Regions from separate parts of the Homo sapiens genome. Here region 1 is linked to region 2. Evidence: chromatin loops called from intact Hi-C (ENCODE). Cell type or tissue: GM12878. All regions are shown on one strand. Each heading gives the region's core, and the rest is flanking DNA. Links, peaks and the distances in the headings are about the cores only.

Region 1 (11,091 bases), core at 1,342-9,341, 200 kb before region 2:
ACCCAATTCTGTACTTAAAATTGTATATTATTTTTCTAAAGAAGACACTCAGTATGATCTTCAGATACCCTAACTCCTTGGCCTGCTCCTGCATTACTGTATTTCTCTCCTTAAGATACTATAAATATTAAATGCATTCTTAATCATCCTTTTGCAATCAGTCTGTATTAAAAAACTGTAGGTTACTGAGAGTCTAATTTCATAAGGTAAACATGATTTTGTTGCTGTAGTATGAAACCACAAAGGAAATAGCAGATATTAGGAGAATGATTATGATTTCCCTCATTGATTCATACAATAACAAACACTTATTGAAGTCCTGCTATGTGATACACTTTTAGTCTAGGCAATGTACAAGAAAAGATAAGCCAAACTTTCCACAGCCCTGAACCTCATGGATCTTACACTCTGGTGGGAAGTGAGCATTAAAGGAATAATTACACAGATAATTACACAGCTTCCATACTGATATGGGTTGGCTGTGTCCCCACCCAAATTCCAACTTGAATTGTATCTCCCAGGATTCTCACATGTTGTGGGAAGGACCCAAGAGGAGGTAATTGAATCATGGGGGCCAGTCTTTCCCATGCTATTCTTGTGATAGTGAATACGTCTCATGAGATCTGATAGGTTTATCAGGTGTTTCCGCTTCTGTTTCTTCCTCATTCTCTCTTACTGCCACAGTGTAAGAAGTGCCTTTAGCCCTCTGCCATGATTATGAGTCTTCCTCAGCCATGTGGAACTGTAAGTCAAATTAAACCTCTTTTTCTTCCCACTGTTGGGCATGTCTTTATCAGCAGCATGAAAACAGACTAATACAATAAATTGATACCAGTAGAGTCGGGCGTTGCTGAAAAGATACCCGAAACTGGGGAAGCAACTTTGAAACTGGGTAACAGGCAGAGGCTGGAACAGTTTGGAAGGCTCAGAAGAAGACAGGAAAATGTGGAAGAGTTTGGAACTTCCTAGAGACTTGTTGAATGGCTTTTCCCAAAATGCTGATAGGGATATGGACAATAAGGTCCAGACTGAGGTGGTCTCAGATGGAGATGAGGAACTTGTGGGGAACTGGAGCAAAGATGACTCTTGTTTTGTTTTAGCAGAGAGACTGGCAGCATTTGCCCCTGCCATAGAGATTTGCGGAACTTTGAACTTGAGAGAGATGATTTAGGGTTTCTGGCGGAAGAACTTTTTAAGCAGCAAAGCTTTCAAGAGGTGGCTTGGGAACTGTTAAAGGCATTCAATTTTTAAAAGGGAAACAGCATAAAAGTTCAGAAAATTTGCAGCCTGACTATTCAATAGAAAATAAAAACCCATTTTCTGGGGAGAAATTCTAGTCAGCTGCAGAAATTTCCATAAGTAGCAAGGAGCCTAATGTTAATCCCCAAGACCATGAGGAAAATATCTCCAGGCCATGCCAGAGACTTCATAGCAGCGCCTCCCATCACCAGCCTGGAGGCCCAGGAGGAAAACGTGGTTTCACGGGCCAGGCCCAGCGTCCCCGTGCTGTGTGCAGCCTATGGACTTGGTGCACTGTGTCCCAACCGTTCCAGCCGTGGCTGAAAGGGGCCAATGTACAGCTCAGGCTGTGGCTTCAGGGGATGTAAGCCTTAAGCCTTCGCAGTTTCCACGTGGCATTGAGCGTTCGAGTGCACAGAACTAGAAGTCAAGAATTCAGGTTTGGGAAAGTTCGCTTAGATTTCAGAAGATGTACAGAAACACCTGGCCGCCCAGGCAAAAGTTTCCTGTAGGGGCGGGGCCCTACATTCTCCATTCTCATGGAGAATCTCTGCTAGGGCAGTGCAAAAGGGAAATATGAGGTCGGAGAACCCACACAGAGTCCCTTCTGGGGCACTGCTTAGTGGAGCTCTGAGAAGAGGGCCACTGTCCTCCAGACCCTAGAATGGCAGATCCACCGACAGCTTGCCCCGTGTGCCTGGAAAAGCCACAGACAGTCAACAGCAGCCCCTGAAACCAGCCAGAAGGGAGGCTATACCCTGCAAAGCCACAGGGGCAGAGCTTCCCAAGACCATGGCAATACACCTCTTGCATCAGCGTGACCTGGTTGTGAGACCTGGAGTCAAAGGAGATCAATTTGACTGCCCCGCTGGATTTGGGACTTGCATGGGCCCTGTAAACCCTTTGTTTTGGCCAATTTCTTCTGTTTGGAATGGCTGTATTTACCCAATACCTGTACCCCATTGTTTCTAGGAAGTAACTAACTTGCTTTTGATTTTACAGTCTCATAGGCAGAAGGGACTTGCCTTGTCTCAGATGAGACTTTGTTTTGGGTTACTGCCGAAATGAGTTAAGACTTTGGGGGACTGTTGGGAAGGTATGATTGGTTTTGAAATGTGAGGACATGAGATTTGGAGGGGCCAGGGCAGAATGATATGGGTTGGCCATGTCTCCACTCAAATCTCAACTTGAATTGTATCTCCCCAGAATACTCACATGTTGTGGGAGGGACCCAGGAGGAGATAATGGAATCATGGTGGCCAGTCTTTCCCATGTTATTCTCATGCTAGTGAATAAGCCTCAGGAGATCTGATTGGTTTATCAGTGGTTTCTGCCTTTCTTTCTTCCTCATTCTCTCTTGCTGCTGCCATGTAAGAAGTGCCTTTTGCCCTCTGCCATGATTATAAGACCTCCCAATCCATGTGGAACTGTAAGTCATATAAAAACTCTTTTTCCTCCCAGTCTCCAGTATGTCTTTATCAGCAGTGTGAAAATGGACTAGTACAGGTATTTAACCAGTATACACACCAATAAAGACAATCCAGTTGATAGATTGTTACAATCCTTAAATACCAATTGGGGCTGGGCACGGTGGCTCATGCCTGTAATCCCAGCACTTTGGGAGGCTGTGGCAGGTGGATCACTTGAGGCCAGGAGTTCGAGACCAGCCTGGCCAACATGGCAAAACCACATCTCTATCAAAAATACAAAAATTAGCCATGTATAGTGAAATGTGCCTGTAATCCCAGCTATTCAGGAGTCTGAGGCCAGAGAATCACTTGAACCCGGGAGAAGGAGGTTGCAGTGAGCCAAGATTGTGCCACTGTACTCCAGCCTTGGTGACAGAACAAGTGAGACTTTGTCTCAAAACCAAACCAACAAACAAATGACAACAACAAGAACAAAACCCAGTTGGTAAAGTGGATAAATGGCTGCCATCCTCAAGAGTGCAATCTTCCCCTTCCCCACCTTTCCTGATATCCAGCAGCTAAAACAGTAACATCAGGTAGGCACAGAAGCAGGTCTCTGGTTCCCAGATCCAGTTTAATCCATTTGTATTTTGATTGGTCAATGTAAATACCACTCAGTCTCTTGTAAATCTTGCCTCCTCACTTGGTTCTGTCATTGAATCCAAAGGAGACAAAGGGATAGTGACATCTCACTCTCTGGTCTCCTGCCTTGCCCAGGCAATGGGGGCTTCAGTAGGGAGAAGGCTGGTGCCTGTCAGCTGTCCAGCTAGCCCTCTTCCACCCATACACTTACACTCAGGGCAGAGCAGGAGGCACTCAGCCATAAAGATACCGCTGTTCACTGGTGGGGGTACAGGGAACCCAATGCCTAAAGGTTGGAACTCATTTAGTCCGAAATATGTGTGGTAGACATTGCCAGCCAGCATTCTCACTACTCCCTTTGTTGGAGGGAAACTATGGCCTCCTTGGAATATTAGCTTTTAGCGAACTGGATAGAGACTGAGATAGCCGGGGCTGTGGTGTAACTGGGGCAGCTGGGGATGTGGGAAACATTGCAGGGTCCATACTCATAGAGAAAATTCCGTGGGTTTGGTTTAGAGGAGATTAGACCTGGGGATGCTGAAGAAAAGTCCTCCTTTTTACCATCTCTATTAATTTTTACCTTTTAATGCAACAATTCTGTTAAAACCCATCAAATGTCTGCCTTCTTGATCAAATGTAACAAAATACATTTGTAAATATAATGTGTAAATATAAATGTGGCTGACTGCCACACGGCTCTACTTCACACCTTTAACCAGAAGGATTAAGTTGAGACCCATTAAATGAGATGTTGCAATAAATACTTTTTGCGACTTGGTCAATAATATAGATACTGAGTATATTAAAAATACAGTATTTTCAAGACCAAAAGCACGATAGTGTAATTACCATTAATTTGACAGGAGCTATGAATATTCAGCACCAAGCATATTATTGTTGGTGTAAAGATAAATGATCTGCTTATTGATAGTGTCATCGAATGAGCATGATTTTAATGAGATTTTCATTTAAATAGTTTTATCTGGTTTCTTATGTTAAACCGTAGGATAGAAAAGGACTTTACGTAGCTCATAACATCTGATATAAATAAAAGATCACAAAAAATGCCTTCTAAAAATCAACAAAAAATTTGGGCATAGTTAGAATAATTTGATGGACAATTTATGCTATAAGTCATCATTTAATAAATGGTAGTTTACACACACTCATACAAAAATACTGAGTGTTGGTGTATTTAGAGAATGGGGAATATACTTGAATTTTTGCTTTATATGTTAATTATATATTATTTTATATTGCTGTACAAGTTGTGACATAATTTGAATATCACCCTGTAATCACACTAATAAATGTGTAATGCCAGGTTGGGATGGGATTACCATTCTACAGGGGAAGGGTCCAGTTCTATGAGCATGTAGTAAAGTAATATTTCATATATTGGGATGGTCAGGGAGAACTTTTGTCTGGTAGTGATAAGTCAACTACAATATAAGGATGATTAGAATTAAAAGCATTCTAGATTTACCCAAGATGTGTGAAAGGTGGTATGTTGGAAAGGAGCTGGTTGTGTTCAGAGAACTGAAAGAAGGCTAGTGGACTGGAGTGGAATGAATAATAGAAAGAGCACTATGTGTTGAGGGTTGAGTCATAGTTGGAGGCCAGCCCATGTAGTATGTATGCCATAGGTCAGATGAAGAATATAGTCTGCACTAATGCTGAAGCCGTTAAAGGAATTTGATGAGCTTGGTGAAGTGATTACATTTTAATTTAGAAAATACCACTCTGTAAGTGTAAAAAACAAACTGGAGGGAGACAAGTGGCATTATTGAAAGACAAGATATTAGGAACTTTCAGTGGTTCAGGCAAAAATATGATGATAGCTAATAGTAGGCTATTACTGTAGCAATGGAATGATGGACTAATACATGGAAAATTTAGGAAGATTTGTGTTAGATGTGGAGGATGAGAGAGAGGTAGATAAACAGTAGACAGAATAGAAATATCCAAATTTACGTTTAGCTTTGCTGAGTTTGAGCTTCTTATATTGTGCCACATGAAAATTCCATTCCCTTCTTTGGTGCTATAGAAAACAAATGGAACCCTCAAAATATTGTTGCCAAAATCTACTTGGATCCCATTAGAATCACATGGGGAGCTCTATTCAGAGACTCTGATTCAATTGGTCTGGAGTAAGACCTAGGCATGAGAATGTCTTAAAAGCTCCTCAGGGGTTTCTAATGTACAGCGAGGCTGAAAACTACTGATTTAGAGAGAAGTGTGGTTGGTTTGAACTATGAGGTTTAAGAGAAATGAATAGACAGCAAAGTAGAAATATTTTACAAGTGAACAAAAATACAGCAAAATCTTTGTAAAAATGATGCTTTCTCTTTGTCTCTGGCTTTGTCTAGGTTATGTTCAGTTTTTTTTGGTAAAAAAATCTTCCAGATGCAGGAGACTTAATTGAATCCACTAAGATGCATTTAGAATTATTAACTCACTAAAATATTACTTCTTATTTGATTCCTTTTTTAGGGTATAAAAGCGAAAAAATCATGTTAATTCTGATTAGTTTTGTTTTGAATATTGATCGTTGGTGGGTTGCTAGCCTTTCAGAAATAAAAGTATCAACCACATTCTAAACTATTTAATAGGTCAGATGATATGTGGTTAGAAGGGTGTCTGTGCATGAGAGATAGGGTATACAAATGAATCATTTAATAGGTAAATATTAACTGATGAAACTGCAATGTCTTTCTTTCAACCTCAGAAGCTAAGTATTTAAAAGTAACATTTATTCTCATACTGGTGGCACTTACTAATGTCCTTGTATTTTAATGCATTGTTTGATTAGATGTAATAGACTATTGGCCTTCAAATAATAAGAAAATCTTTTTTTTATTGAAATTGGTAACTAGTTATAGTTAATTTTAAATACTAAAGTTTCCTTTAACATATATAATATTTTGGAATTATAAAGCCTGTAACAATAAAACAGGTAAAAATATGGGACCTTGTTCTGGAGATGTAAAAATGTCTAAGACATATTCTGTGCTCTAAGGAATCTTAAAAACCGACTGGTTAATAAATGAAATAAAATATTGAACTTACAGAGTAGCATGTAACATTGAAAACCTGCAGATAAACAGTACAATTTTGTGCTTCCTATTTTAAGGATATGAACCAGAAAAATACAGCAAAAGGACTTCACAATTTGCAGAAACTTGCCCTCCCTCATGCCTGGGGGAGGAAGAAAAGAACCAAGTGATGATAACACTAATAGCTACTGTGTTCTAGGCATTGGAATAAGTGAGTTTTATACATGACATCGTTAATACCCATGACAATTCTTTGGAGAAAATATTATTACTAACTCTGTTTTATGGATGAGAAAAATGCTTAGGAAGTCCTGCCCAATAGAAATACAAAAAGAGTCACAAAAAGAAGCCAGATATGTAATTTTAAATTTTCTAGTAGTCACATTAAAAAAAAAAAAAAGAAAAAGGAAACAATTAAAACGTAATAAATTGTGTTATAAAATCCAATATATGTAATCCAAAAATAGAATCATTTCAACATTTATTAAACTGGGATATTTTACATTCCTTTTTCTGTACTAAAGCTTCATATATATTTGACACTTCCAGAATATCTCAATATGGACTAAGTACATTTTAAATACTCAATAGCCATATGTGGTTAGAAGCTACCACAGCTCAGACTTAGAGATTTTAAATAAGTTGTCCAAGTTTTAGCTACTGGAAAAAGGAAGAGCTGAAATTCAAACCTGGATGGTCTAACCACAGAGCATGAGCTCTTAAATGCAATCCTGTTCTGCTTAGGAAGATTTGATCTCATATTAAGAAATCTAACTTGAGATCATCTTATTCATACAGAATTTTTTGAAAATTACAGAATACATATCCTCATTTCGCAAGCAAATAAATCGTCTTAATGAGGTTAGGTAAAATCCTAAAAGATTCACAATTAGTAACTAATACAATCAGATGTTGAACCCACACCTGTCTAGTTTCAAAGCCCATATTTTAACTACACCACAAATAAATAACTAGATTCACTGAAAAGGAATTCAAAGGTAAGTAAGACCCCTCCCCACCCAATGGAAATAATAGATGGTAATTACCAAGCAGGGTGTTCTTATAACTAAGCACCCTTCTTCGCTTCTCTTATTTTTAAAAATTGTCTATGCTTTCTCATTCTCTTTAAAAATACAACAGTAAGTACTACCAACCCCACCATCACAACCACAAAAACTTCAATTAATGGGTTATGGCCTACAGAGCTCATGTTGTCTGTGGCATTTTATTGGCAAACAGCTGTAAGAAGTATGTAATAAACATCTAAGAACCATGCCTGGTATTTAGACTATAGTGGCATGTTAGGAACACAGTACCCCGTGGACACGATGCTGCAGCAATGATACAGCTTTCTAGGGAATAGCAGAGGTAGCCTCAGGCAACAAGGAGGTGGGAGGCTACTCTAATGCTTTATCATTAATGGCCTAGAAGACTTCATGTTATGGTGTCTTGGGTTTTAAATTAAATGTCAAATACAATTTGCCATTGAAAATGTGAAGTGTGGAACTGCCCTTAGAGACTCTGAGAATTCAGTCCTCTAATTGGTGGCTGCCTAGTACTGAGTAGAAATAGTTAGAGATTATTATTTGGTAAATTCTCACACCAGTCTGCAGAAATGTGTGGACTTTTACATCTTACACTTCAAGTCTGTAGTAAAACCTTGAGACAGTATTTTAAAATATGCAGTGTTCAATGTAGTTTTAAATACAGTGGAACTGATAAACTCTTCCCTTTGGGATCATGCCATCATTTATGTCCTGATCTCTCTGACATTTAATCTATAATATCAGGAAATCTGTGAAAGAAACTGAAGCAGCACACGTTCTATTTACAGTGGTTTATTTAGTTGCCCCCTTCCCTGCTGACAAGAGTCTGTTTTAATAATAGGACGAATAAAAAGATTTCCAATCCACTTCAATGTGTTAGCATTATATCTTTCTGAACTATGTGTATATTAGCGCTAATTATGAGATGTGTTTAAGTCTAAAACTGTAGGCTTAAACACAAAGGCGTTATTTTTACTGCCGGTTTTAATTAGAAACCTAAAGAAACACGTACAATTAAATATGCTCATAAAAATAATAGATACATTCCTATAATCCTCGTCAATTTGTTGCACCATTAATATCATTCCGCATGGCAGATTTAAGAATGTATTGGAGTAAGTCAAGTGGAAAATGGCAAAGAACAAAATTACTAGCATTTAAACCACTGTAACTGTTTTAGAACAGTGAGTACTGCTCTAGGTATCTGCTGCAATCACTGTTTTATTTTGCAACCACAATTTAAAGTTAACTGTTTGCCCATTTCATGTATCTCTTGTTTCTAAGAACAATTAATCTTGTACTAAAAATACACAGCTTCAGAATAAAATTGACTTCAAACATTTATTTTGCAAACATAATTTTTAAAGGAAATATTAATATGCTTAAATTTTCCTGATACCAAGAGAAAGATTTATTTTACTTGAAGAAATATACTGTTTGGCAACTCTCCTCCTCCATGTAATATGTAAACCCAGGTGGAGTAGGGTATCACAATGCCATTTTATAGGTTAAAAAATGTCTCCATGACTTTTCCAGCCACACGATACCTACAATAAGAGAACCTCAGGAGATATGCAAGCTTTATTCATAGATAACTTGAACTTCATACCAGATTTAGTCTAAATGATCATAAATTATGAAATGATAAGTTTAAAATTAAGTTTTATCACAATGTTATAGTTCATTGCAAAGTGAAATACAATTTTATATTCCTAGTTAAGATGTAAATGTTATTTTGAGATTGTTTATGACATGATTTTTACTATTAAAAATCATTTGGTAATATTAAAAGCTTAGTCTTATAAATCTTTAAACTATTAAACTGAAACAGTAGACTTTAAATAAAGATTAGGTCTTATTATTTTCTCCACATGACCCAAATTATCGTTTTATTGTTTGTGATCTATTCCCTAAATCCTCTCTAAACATTAATAATTGTTCTTTTATACTTAAATCTTAAGCTGAAAGAGAAAACTAGTCTAAGATAAAAATATTTATGGAATCCCTATATTTCTAGCATTTTTCATTTATTTCATGTAAGTATCATAAAAATTTATGAAATAATTATTACTACCAATTATCTTTCCTTTTCACATGAGGAAGCGGAGTGTCAGAATAGTTAAAAGTATCAAACACTATCACACAGCCAGGAACATGTCCAGCTGAGATTTAAAATTCATGTCTTCTCTTCCAAATCTCATGTTCTTTCTGTAATATTGCACATACTTCCCATACTATAGTCACTTTTGCAAAAGTATTAAAAAGTTTTAAAGTGTTGTAGGAAATGAGTTCAACATAAAAATCCTTGTACCATATATGTAAATCATTTTCCTCATCTCTAGCCCCACAGTTTTAATAATAATTAAGCTACTTGATTTAGTAATTTGATCCAGTATACTCATTTTTGTCATGTATTTTAAATCTTAGGTGCTTTCTTCTTTTGTGAAAGTGTTGAATTAATTACATCCAATATATGCAAAGATGGTGAATTTGCCTGTTACAGATACTTCTTTCTCCTGTGTCATCTGAGAAAATGTGAACAAGTCCCACAAGGACTCTCTTTGTTGTGCTTTGCCCCTGCATGATGTGGCCTTTTTTGAAGGATGTTATGAAAAACAATAATATAGACAAGATACCTGTAGAGTAAGAAGCTTCTATATTGGGAAAGTCTATAGAAGTAAGCACAGCACAGATAAAGGCCTAAGAACTAATGATAACTAAATATGTGTTGTGTTCAAGTTCTGAGACAAAGAAAGAACGAAAAAGTGCATACAATGTATATTTGATATTAGGATTTTGTTATTATTTTCTTTGCTTACAATTTAAAGATAAATAAATTAAATGTGATCATTTATTGAGTACCTAACAATGCACGGCATTTTGCTGGGTGTCTTCAAGACAAATGTAGACAACATATGGCATGCACTTTCAATGTGTTCACAGGTTCAGATCAGGAGACACACTCATAATTGCTATATTATTATAACATAGATGTGGCCTGGGATACAAACTAATTGCTACAAAAAGCACAATAAAGTGTTAGATTAATGCAGAGGTCAAGAAAAAATTTTTTTCAAAGGCATGAGACTTAAAATATAGAGCAGAAATAGACTACCAAGAGCTAAAGAAAGTTTAGTCATGGGAAGGAGCATGAATGAAGAGCATCTTAAGTTTGGAAAGGGGCAAATGATACTCAACTGCTAAAGCAGTCTGAGCTACGGGGCTATGTCTGTCTTTCTCACTATTATATCTGCCTATCACAGAAATTTGGTATATGATAGATGTACAGGTGCTCACTGAGGAATGAATGAAAATCTAGGGTATGTATGGGAAAAATATTAGATAAGTCTACGAAGGCAAATTATAACGAATTTAGAAGTATCTTGATAAACATCCAAAGCAGTCTGAAATGTATTCTGTAGCCCAATGACTGCCAGTAATACTACGTTAAAAAGAAATAATCAGTTTTGCTTTTATGCAAAAACACTACCCTTTAATGTGTAGCATTCAGTCAGGATCTCCCTGCCCTCTTAAATCTTTACCCTTCATCTTCTGACAGATGCTGCCCAACCCTATATGAAGAATCGTAACAACTCCACACTTGAGAAATAACTCTGCCCTACTCTGGAAGATTTAAGGACACCAGGTTAAAAATGAGCAGTACACTAGCTGACTGAATCCTCTGACATGCACAGTGGG
Region 2 (11,091 bases), core at 1,528-9,527:
GGGCATTGTCTCCAAAATACTTGTTTTTAAAGATGCAAGGTGCTGTAGTTGTATTGAACCTGTGAGAATCAAATCAGCCTGCTGGTGCTAACTCTGATGGAGGGCGGTGAGGGGACAGAGGTCATAATAACACAGTCGCCAATTAAGTGCTTACAAATTCTGGTTTATTATGAGGCTTTCACACACCAACAATCATGCAAATATGTTTAACACACAAGCAGTGATAAAAAGGAGCGAGTAGCTCCAGAGACCAGCCTACTGACTTATGAACTGGCAGGTCCAGTTTTCCTAAGAGAGCCAGTTCACCCAGGAGAAGGGCCTCACTGCTTTTTTTCCCCAGCAGAGCTCTGGCACCTGCAGCTGAAGGAAGGAGGCCCCAGAGTTCTCACCAGCAGAAATGCTATAGGCTTCTTACTGTGGTCAGCTTCTTTGTGGTGTTTGGAGTCTTCCAAAGAAGTATACATGGCCACTATCTTCAGCTGCCTTTTAGGAGAGAATTTTATGAGTACATAGTAGATGTATACATTTATGGGGTACGTGAGAAATTTTGATATGGGCATACACTGCGTAATAATCATATCAGAGTCAATGGAGTATCCATCACCTTAAACATTTATCCTTCCATTGTGTTATAAACAATCCAATTATATTCTTACTGTAACATGTGCAATAAATTATTGTTGACTGTAGTCACCCTGTTGGGCTGTCAAATACTAGATCTTATTCATTCTATCTAACTGTATTTTGTAAGCATTAGCAATCCTATCACTTCACTTTCTTGTCAGGCCTCAGAGGTACCTGGCCATGTTAGGTGTCATCGTATCATCTCAGGCCACCATAAGTGTTTTTATCACTCAGAGGGGTCAGCAATTTCACTGAAGCTGAGTCATTTGTCATAAGTGACTCCATTTTGAGACATTCAGGATTACAAAACATTATTATATATCATACTGATTTTACAACTCACATTACTAGATTCTTAATTTGCCTCAAAAACAGACTTCTAAAAGGCATTGATTTTGTTTTCCATACGTAGTCGTTTTTGATGATCCCCAGCCAAAGAGGGTGTGTCCCTATTTACATTGTTGATTATTACACTGATTTTTTTTTTTTTTGCCTGCTTCCTACTGGAAGGGAATAATCCCTAATTCCTACATCCAGTTGCTGGGTCCGGGGAAAAGCTACCTATACAATAGTCTCTTTAAAAGTTGGGTAACCCCGTGAAACCCCGTCTCTACTAAAAATACAAAAAATTAGCCCGGTGCAGTGGCAGGCGCCTGTAGTCCCAGCTACTAGGGAGGCTGAGGCAAGAGAATGGCGTGAAGCCGGGAGGCGGAGCTTGCAGTGAGCCGAGATAGCACCACTGCAGTCCGCCCTGGGGGAAAGAGCGAGACTCCGTCTCAAAACAAAAACAAAAACAAAAGTTCTGTAACCCACTGTGTTATAATAGAAAGTGAATTAAGAAGTCAACATCTTAGGTTCATTTATTTTTTTCTACATGTATTATTCGTACCTACTATGTACTAGGCATTGTTGTAAGATCCTGTCCTTATGGAGCTTACCTTTTAGAAGAGATTACGTTCTAAGGTGTGTTAGTTAAACAAATTATCTCCTGAAAATCCCAATGAAGGATTTTTATCAGAATTCACCTTCCTGTAAAACATAAAGTAAATTATGTCCCAGTTCCTCCAGTTGTCTTGAGTTTAACTCCTCTACTTTGATATTTTCTTACATATTTTCTCAATAGTAAAACTTGAGGTACAAAATTTTAAAAAGTAGAAGGTATATGTTTATTTTGTACAGCAACACATAGACTATTTCACCAATTTTGGTTAAAATTTCCTATGAATGCTGTGGACCATAAGAAGATTGAACAATGAAGATTGAATTTATTGACTCACTATTTTTTGATCAGGAGATCAAAATTGTTTGATACCTACTATGTGTTAGAATTGATACTGAATAAAAACAATTAAATATTATTTTAGTAGAATAAGCCAAATTTCTGGATAAACGGGAAGCCTACTGAAATAGCTTCTTCCTTCCTCTCATCTTTACTGAGGTATAATTGACAAACAGACGTTATATACGTTTAAGTTGTACAACTTGATGTATTGATATATACCTTGTGTATCACCAGAAACTAACATATTCATCACCTCATACGGTTACCATCGTTTGTGTGTGTAGAGAACATAAAATCCACCTGCTGAGTGGATTTCAGGTATACAATACGGTATTGTTAACTACAGTCACGTTGCTGTACTTTAGATTTCCAGATCTTGCAAAACTGAAACTTTGTACACCTTGACCACCGTCTCCTCATTCATCCTCCCCCAGCCCCTGACAACCACCGTTCTGCTCTGCTTCTACGAACTGAATAGCTCCTCTTGATTTCTTTTTCTTTCTCTTTTTTTTCTCTCTTTCTTTTTCTTTCTCTTTCTCTGTCCCTCTCTCTCTTTCTTTTTCATATTTAAGTGCTGAAATTACGAGATTGGTAGATTTAAGATTTCTTTTGAGCGTGGGACAAAACACAGACACTTGAATAGATGGAAAGCAGAACTCTATTACTTGCAGCTTTCAACAAAGTTGCAGGGCTAGACAGAGGTTGCACCTATGAACAGTGTAACAGCAAGCTTATCTGTGGTAAGCAGGGTGGGGTTAGCTAGGTTTCTCAGACTTACTGTGGATTGGCTAATTTGAATAATTTTGACAGGATCTGGAGCCTAGGAGCTGTTCCTTTTAGTGTGGAACCTAGGCCTGGGGCAATGAGGGCTGGTGTAGAGGAGCCCAGAATGTAAGGGTCTGATGAAGAAGGGGTTGGAGTGTGAACTTCATCAGCTGCCCAAGAAGGGGAACAGATTGGCCTCCAGTCAAGGCCTCAAAATGGGGTCAAAACAGCATTTTTAAACAGCTGTGTTAGACGATTGTATCTAATGTGTTTAATCTATCTCTGTAACATATAGTTTTCTTACATCCAAGATCTAGCAGGGGTAAATGTATTACTTGTTTCAAGCTCAGGAAACAATACCAGTTAACCATGTATGTGAGATCATAATTATCGAAGTGTGAAATTAATAGTAGAAGGATACATTGACGGTGATATTTATACCAAAAATTTTAAATATACTGCAGTAGGCCTATCTATATGTATCTATATCTATAAAATAGAGACAATACCTACTCAAAGTAATTATGTATTAAATAAGATACAGTCTTATTTATATATAAAATATAGCCTTGTATACAGTTCTTTCTATCACCTTTCACAATAAACAGATGGATCAGCTGTGGGGAATTACAAAGTTTGTGATCACTTACACCAAAATACATAAGAAAATCATAAAAGCCTGGGAAATTAAGGAATTAAACAGCAGTGTTCCCAAGCACAGTGAACTTAGCAAGTCTCATATTTTGACTAATAATGCCTTCTGTCGTCAAGTTTCAGAATAGTCTCCACGTTTTGCCCTCTTTTTTTACTTTTGTCAAAGGGAAAAAACTCTTTAACCACCCTGTAACACACATGCACACACACACAAACACACACACACACACACGCACACGCACACACAGTCTTTCAATAAACCTTTCAAAGTCCAACTCAAGTTGTGCTCTTACCATGAATTTCTTTACCACCTTCTCAATCAACTTACTCTAAATAACTTATCATATTCTTCGTATTTATTGTTCTCCTGAAGCTCCTGTAATTATCTTCCAGTTTAAACGTTCTTATAGTCCAAGGTGGAATACAAGTGTTACATTACTGTTGATAAAAAATATATAACCATGAAGCAATACAACATCTTCTTTCTGACCAGTGAATTAAGAAGATTAGAACTACATTCCAGGTAGTTTGAAAAAGTGGATAGATATCTAGACTCAGAATCAGAATTTATTTCTTGGTGTCTGCTTTTTCAATTTCTTTATTTCTGGTCTCTGTTTTGCAGTTTATTAGTTCTGAAACATAGGGAAAGCACTGAAAAAATAATCCAAGCATATGGGTTCTAATCTTTGGATTCTTTCCAAATAACTGTAATTTGAATATATATTTTCTATGAGGCATAATTTATTCTATTTAAAATTGGTGTAATTCCAAACTTCCCATTTCACACAAGAGTTATGAAGATAAATTAATCCTTGAATTCAAAAACTATTTCCTGAGTCCCTAATGTAGATTTGTTACTCGACTAAGCCTTCAGGATAGAACGAGTACAGTGTTTTACCAATCAGAAGATGCATCTTTTTCACTTTTTAACGTCACTAAAATAAAATATCATACCATCGGTGATGTCCAGTGATTACCATGAACTATATTTTCATAGCATAAAATCTTTGAAATTGTGATGCATCCTTAGTGAAATATATTTATACTTCTTCAAGTTTAGTTGAGGAAACAAAGTTCATAGAACTAAACAGAAAACGTCTATGCAGTATCGTTAGAGAAATACTATGAGATCACAGAAAAGGAGGCACACAAATTAGTTTAGATGGTCTTAAGGACTGAATTATGCCTCCCGACTTCAAATCATATGTTGACATCTTAACCCCAAGTACCTCAGAATGTGACTGAGTTTGGAGATAGAGCCTTTAAAGTGATGATTAAGATGAGGTCATTAGGATGGGCCCTAATCCAGTCTGACTGGTATCTTATAAGAGAGGGAAGTTTGGATACTCAGACACAGTGAGGAGGTGGCCACCCACAAGCTAAGCAGAGAGGTTTCAGAAGAAACCAAACCTGTCAACATCTTGATCTTAAATTTCTAGTCTCCAGAACGATGAGAAAATAAACTTTTATTGTTTAAGCCACCCAGTCTGTGGTATTTGGCTATAGTAGCTCTAGGAAATTGAAATAGGTGGTCCAAGAGAGCTTTTAGACAAATTGATGTCCAGTTCATTTCAGGATAAGTTGGAATTTACCAGCTGAAGAAATAATAGAAGGAAAGTGCTGAAAGCAGAAAAAATAACCCAGAAAAGGCAGGCTATAAAAATGATACATTCATAAGACAGTAACGTGTGTGTGTGTGTGTGTGTGTGTGTATGTGTGTGTAGAACCTGGAGTGTAGAAAGTGAGCTTACTAAAGGAAGAAATGTTGAGTGAGAAATGAAGCTGAAGAGGTATTCAAATGCCACAGGACCTGGGGCTTGAAATTCAGGCAAAGGAACTCGTACTCTATCCCATAGGCAGTAGAGGGGGTTTTAGGCATGTAGAAGGAATGTAAATAATAAGGTGGCTTTTTAAAAAATGTATGTCAAAAGTTTTTTTCTATTGTCATGAAGCAAAATATTAGAATCACCTCTAGCTTACGCTTGTTATACTTATGAGAATAAATTGTATGTGTATGTGTATGTATTTGTGGATAAGGGACCAGATACCTTACAAGGCCCAGATGTAATAAATATAGACGATAGATTAAGAGTTCAAACATCTGAGTCTTCTGGGGCCTAGTACCCTTCTGTCTTTTATTTTGACCACCTTGTTCTGTGTTGCTCACTTTGATTTAGACTTTGCTGTCTTTATAGCTGTTCTCCAAACATTCCTCTTACTGCACTTACCACATAGAGCATAATTGTTATTCCCTTATGAACTTTAAAAGTTTATTTATAATAATATAAATTTGGAAACTAAAATAACCTAAAGCTCAAGTTGCCCGTCTTAAAATATGGGTAGTTCCTTTATCAAGATGGTTCATATGAGGAAGTGGTGAAAATGATAGGGTTGACACTCAATTATTAAATATATAAAATCTAGCTTTTACTTTAAAGAAGTACATAGTAGGGAAAGTGTGAAATTTAACTTCAAGACAGATTGTATTTTTTCGGAATCTTTTACACCTCCGATTTGCCTTTACGTTATCTGAAACAAAGATCAGGCTTAAAAAACATAAATATTAAAATATTCATCCATTTTGAAGGAATAAGTAAATAAAACACATCTCTCTGAAAAATTCTGGGATTCCATTTGACCTGAACATGTATCTTATTACTAGAGAAGATGGAAAGGTGGAGGGGCTTGGAGATGGGAGAAAAAACTAAAGTGCTATGAATGATTATACAACAGTGCCCCCTGATGGGAAGAATGGGGTCTGAAATTCAGATGAGATTTCTTACCAAGTCAATTACATGACTTATTCTTCGTTTTTGCTTCCATTTAAAGAGATTTTTGTAGCGATGCATCAGTTTTACTATAGAATCTGACATACAGTATGCACTGAAAATATATGAGTAAATCGAACTGAAGCATTAAGTCTAGGCAAGGAGCTTTTAAAAACTTTAGCTGGCACAAGGGACTAGGTGTGTTAAATATGACCATAACCTTGAGTTGTCTGTAGGGTAAAATACATTGATCTTTATATGTTAAGCTTTTGGCAAGTGCTATTTCCCCTACTAATTTACCCACACTTGGTGATAAATCTATCTTCGATCTCAAAACATTATCAAATACTATAATATTATTTCAAAATTTTAACAGTATAATTAGTTCAGATTTAAATAATCTTGAGGAAGAATGATTTCAATTTTAAAGCAAAAGTGTTTTTCAAATAACCAAAAGAAAATAGTTTTGCTTTATTTTTTGTTATTAACTAGGCATATTAATGTGGTCAATAAGAACTGTAGCTTTTCCTTCTCTAAAGGGGTGTAGGAATGGAAAGCAATGAGTACTGAAAAGGTAAGAAAAATTTGTACAATCTAGGGTTTGAATTCAAACCCCAGAGTAGTTGCATGGAACAAATTTACTCATCTTAATAATTGTCATGGGTGCATGGTAAATAAAAGGAGAACTTGTTTGTTAAGAATGAGGCATTATCATAGTATTGGTAATGCATTCTATAAATAAGATTTATGTTTTGAGAAACTCAAGTAAGAAAGCAGGAATGGAATTATCCGTTTTTGAAGTGAAAGAGAAGAAATGTGGAGAGACTGTGTGTGTTAGGTCTGCATCTGGCTCCTAGGGAGATTTGAATGAATTAGAAGGAGGCTTCCTTTCCTCTTGATGTTTGTAGTCCTGACTTGGTAAGTAGACACAGGCTGGATTGCAGGCCCTAGCCACACCCTCAGCAGGCATCAGGTATAATTATCAACCTGCACCATCAGAGGTTGCAGCAACTCATTCAGTGATACATATTTGCTGGATATGCATGAAACACTCTAGTGAATTTGAACATTTTTAACTGAAGAAATATGGATATCTAGCATTCATTATAGATAATCTCCCTTGACACCCTTCTAAAAAATTCATGAACCCGTAGGAAGTAGCATCTCACTGCCTTACTGAACATGGTAAGTATGCTGTTAAATCTAACTATCTGCTTATGTTTTCTGCTCAGCTTAAATGCTCTTTATTTTATATTACTACTATTTATTTTTGCCAATTCAAACTTTACCTATTTTATTGTTTGCATCTTGAATCCCACATTTTCTAGAAACACTTTAGCTCAGAATATTATCTTTGTCTTTGGAATTCTGATTTCAAAGTAATGTGTTGTCTGGAACATTTATGTTTTCTTACTATCTAAGTCTGAATCAGCAAGGCAGGTATTCAGTGAGATAAAAGAATAATAATATCATATAACATTGTTTAAATTATTGGGATTCTAATTAGAACGACTAACAGTTTGCACCAATCAAAACTTACATAAACCATTAATTTCAATATTTTGGAATTTAACATTGAATGGTAATGTTTCTTTAAGTAGCTACGGAACTATATTTGTCCAATTCAGTTGCACCTTTTTATTCTTTTTGTATTTCCAAATTCTGAGATTCAGTATGTTACTAACACCTCCTGTCTCATAATCTATTTAGTGTGCCTTAAGGTAAGATAGGCTGCTTAAGGATGCTTTGAATTTACAGGAAAGGGATATCTCTGTGGTACCAGAATTTATTTGAGAAAAAACAACTTCAAATGTAGTTTTCAAACTGTGCAGACTGTCACCTTACTGACATCAGTAAGCAAATGTTCTTAAACTTGTATCAAGTATCTGAATAGTCACTTACTTAACTGTTCAATGAAGTTAACCACTAGGAGACAAGTTTGCCCTAAGCTTAACCCAGACAGGAGATTTCACCTTCTAGAGTTAATTTACAGCTTAAGAACAAGCCCTTCAAAATCTTTCTACTAATTGTTTTACTCAATTTAGAAAGTTCATTTAAATGAGAATTCTTTTTTATCTACCTTAAGGCAGGTTAAGTATTTTTTTCCATTACATTTACATATCATGTCTTGCCGCTATGTTTGGTGTTATACATTATTATATAGACATGTGAACAGTTTTGCATAAATATGCCCAGTAAGGTTGTAAGTACTAATTTCCCCCTGATTTCCTCCATTAAGGGTGCAACATTTTACTAACAAGAAGAAAAGTATCTTAATTTCATGATTCACAAGTGAGGAAAATCAGATTTTTCAACACTGAAAATTAGAATCTATAAAAGAGAAATAGGGGAAATGTAACTACTAAATGTTATGTGCAAGCAACAACATAAAGATTAGTCCATGTAATTATAACACAACCAATGGAATTCAGCAAGTACTTTACTACTTAAAGTAGGAGGAAGTGTAAAGACGGATGGACAGTCCAAGTCCCAGCTCAGTCTCTTGTGAATGTGGATAAGTCAGTTTAAATTCTAAGTTCACTGATTCTGTGTTCTCTCCTGCAAAAAGTCAGAATGGCAATGCTTATCATGTAGAAAGATTGGCATTTAAACAATTGTTTTGTAAATTCTAGAGTATATTCTAAATATGAGTTACATCAGATTGTACTTAACACGTAAGATTTTCTAATAAGACTGGAATGGAAAGAAGGAAACCTTGGTTCAGTAACCAATCATTTGTGCTCCTTTGTCAAATCATTTAATATTTTTGAATGACAGCTTTAAGTGGGATTGTGTGAGCTTTAAATAGAGTTGTGGTAAGAAGGAGGAAAAAACAATCTCTTGGGCTTTTTCTAGCTCTAAAACACTTTAATTCTGTCATTTATAGCTTTGTTTTTAAAAGCAAGTCAGATGGTTTAATATTTATAGATTCATACACTATATTCAAGAAAGTATTAGAGACTTGTGCAAGATTCCATGACAAGTCAGCAGCTGTGTTGAGATAAGAAATTTACGCTGGATCCTAAAATCTGTCATCCTGCCTAGCGTTCCTTCTACTGAAACTCTCTGCCTTGATAGTAATACTTCTAGTTACTATAATCTAATTGAATCTCTTCATGTAGATCATTCTAGAAAATATTGATATGTTGGGCATACTTCCAGTCAATGTTTTAGAGCCTGTGCTAATGCATCAGAATAATTAGAAACACAAGGCAAAGCTTCTGCCTTCAGAAAGCTCACAGTCTCACAGAGGACTTTACCTACTGACATGTTTATCTTAGCTTGTGTGGCTAAACTCAGCAACATGCAACATGCTTTGAATAGTTAAAATTGGACAGCTACTCTCAACATTAGCCATGAAGCACTTCAAATGAAGGGATAAGAAAAATTCATTGCTTTGCTCATTTAACAGTATGATAAGGAAGGAGGAGGAGAGAGATATATCATGTTGAAAGAACAATGAAGAATCTCAATTATATCAGGAATTTGTACATTAGATGTGTCGTTTTAAAATCCTATGCCTGATTATGCATACACAAATAACAAGTATAAATCATCCTCTTCATACACATTTTTTGTTTAATCTTTAATACAAACCCATGGGAAAGATTTATCCTACTATCACAAATGATGAATCTAATGTTCAGATATTAGGAAGCATAATTTTGCTATTTGTCTTCCTCATTAAATTGTGAATTCCTGGGAGGAAGTGTGTAATAGTAGAACCAACTTACTTATGCTGAATTCACTGTCCCATAAAAACTGTGTGTCGCCTGAACAAGTTATTAACCCTCCTGAATCTCAGTTTCTTTACCTATAAATTGCAATTACATGAAGTACATATAAAGTCGTTAAGGGCCTGATATGTATTAGCTAAGTAATGAGTGTTTCTTACACCATCATACATAGCAGAGTCCATGAATAGACTCTCTGTAACTGTGGAGGAGGGATGTCATCCAGTCATACTTTACAGGGAGACTTCTAATACAGGTGGCCTCTTAGTACGTGTAAAAAGTCAAACCTATTTAGAAGCCCATTGTAAAATCATAAATGTAAATAACTCCCTAATGATAAAGGCAAGTCATTTCAATAGCTCAGTGAAATCTTAAGAGATTCTTGACTAAATATAGATAAGTATTAAGGTCGTCCACTTCCACAGATTTTCTCTAATAATTTAATTCTTCTCATCTTATTACTTAAACCCATATAACATAGTTATTCAGAAGCAGTAAATGTTGAATAGAACTTAAACTAAAGCACAAAAATGAGAAATGTTTTTTACCCTGACTTTTGTACCCCCATCAAAACCAGTATGCAATGTGAAAAATTTCAACCCTTAAAAAGAAAAATTTACATGTTGCCATATTGGAAATGGGGGAGGGGGAAGACATATACTTCCAAAGAAGGACCTCTGAGTTGATTAAGGCCATATCACCAGAATAGTGCTTCCAGACCAGAGCATTCAGGTTCATTTAATTTCTCTTTGTAAACAAAGCAACCAATTTTCAGTTCTATTGCAAATATCTAACTGTCCTCTTTTTCACAGAGGAGAGACAAGTATTAACTGCTCTTCAAAAGAAAGTTACTCTGATTTACAGAGATTGTAAACCTCTGGCCCCCACAAACAAACAAACAAACAAACAGAAAGAAAACACAGAGCAACAAGTCTCTTAAGGACGTAAGACACCTAGGAGATAGTGTTCCCACTAAACAATGTTGGGACTGGGCCCTGTGGCTCATGCCTGTAATCTCAGCACTTTGGAGGGTGAGGCAACTGGATCACTTGAGCCCAGGAGTTAGCGACCGATTGGGCAACATAGCAAAACCCCGTCTCTACAAAAAGTTAAAAAAAAAAAAAAAAAAAAAAAAAAAAAAGCTGGGTGTAGTGGTAGCTGCCTGCAGTTCCAGCTACTCAGGGGACTGTGATGGGAGGATTGGTTGAGCCCAGGAGGTCTAGACTGCAGTGAGCAGTGATTGTGCCACTGCACTACAGCCTGG

Evidence for each region. Peaks named below come from ENCODE experiments on the same cell type or tissue, not always from the same donor. Only the 100,000 strongest peaks of a DNase experiment are listed, where the experiment ranks them.
Region 1: it touches region 2 in a loop (2.0-fold over the local background); 1 of 110 quality-filtered maps calls a loop at or near these places.

The regions. Positions count from the first base shown.
Region 1 is chr11:99,530,123-99,541,213 of GRCh38, forward strand. All of the region lies in intron 2 of CNTN5 (contactin 5), which reads left to right. Among named protein-coding and RNA genes, the nearest start is that of CNTN5, 510 kb to the left of the region's middle. In GM12878, for the core only: no CTCF peak of the experiment used is centred there; a DNase peak (open chromatin) is centred at 4,868.
Region 2 is chr11:99,733,606-99,744,696 of GRCh38, forward strand. The region is part of intron 3 of CNTN5 (contactin 5); the gene reads left to right. Among named protein-coding and RNA genes, the nearest start is that of CNTN5, 720 kb to the left of the region's middle. In GM12878, for the core only: a CTCF peak has its summit at 6,082 (motif pointing left); no DNase peak of the experiment used is centred there.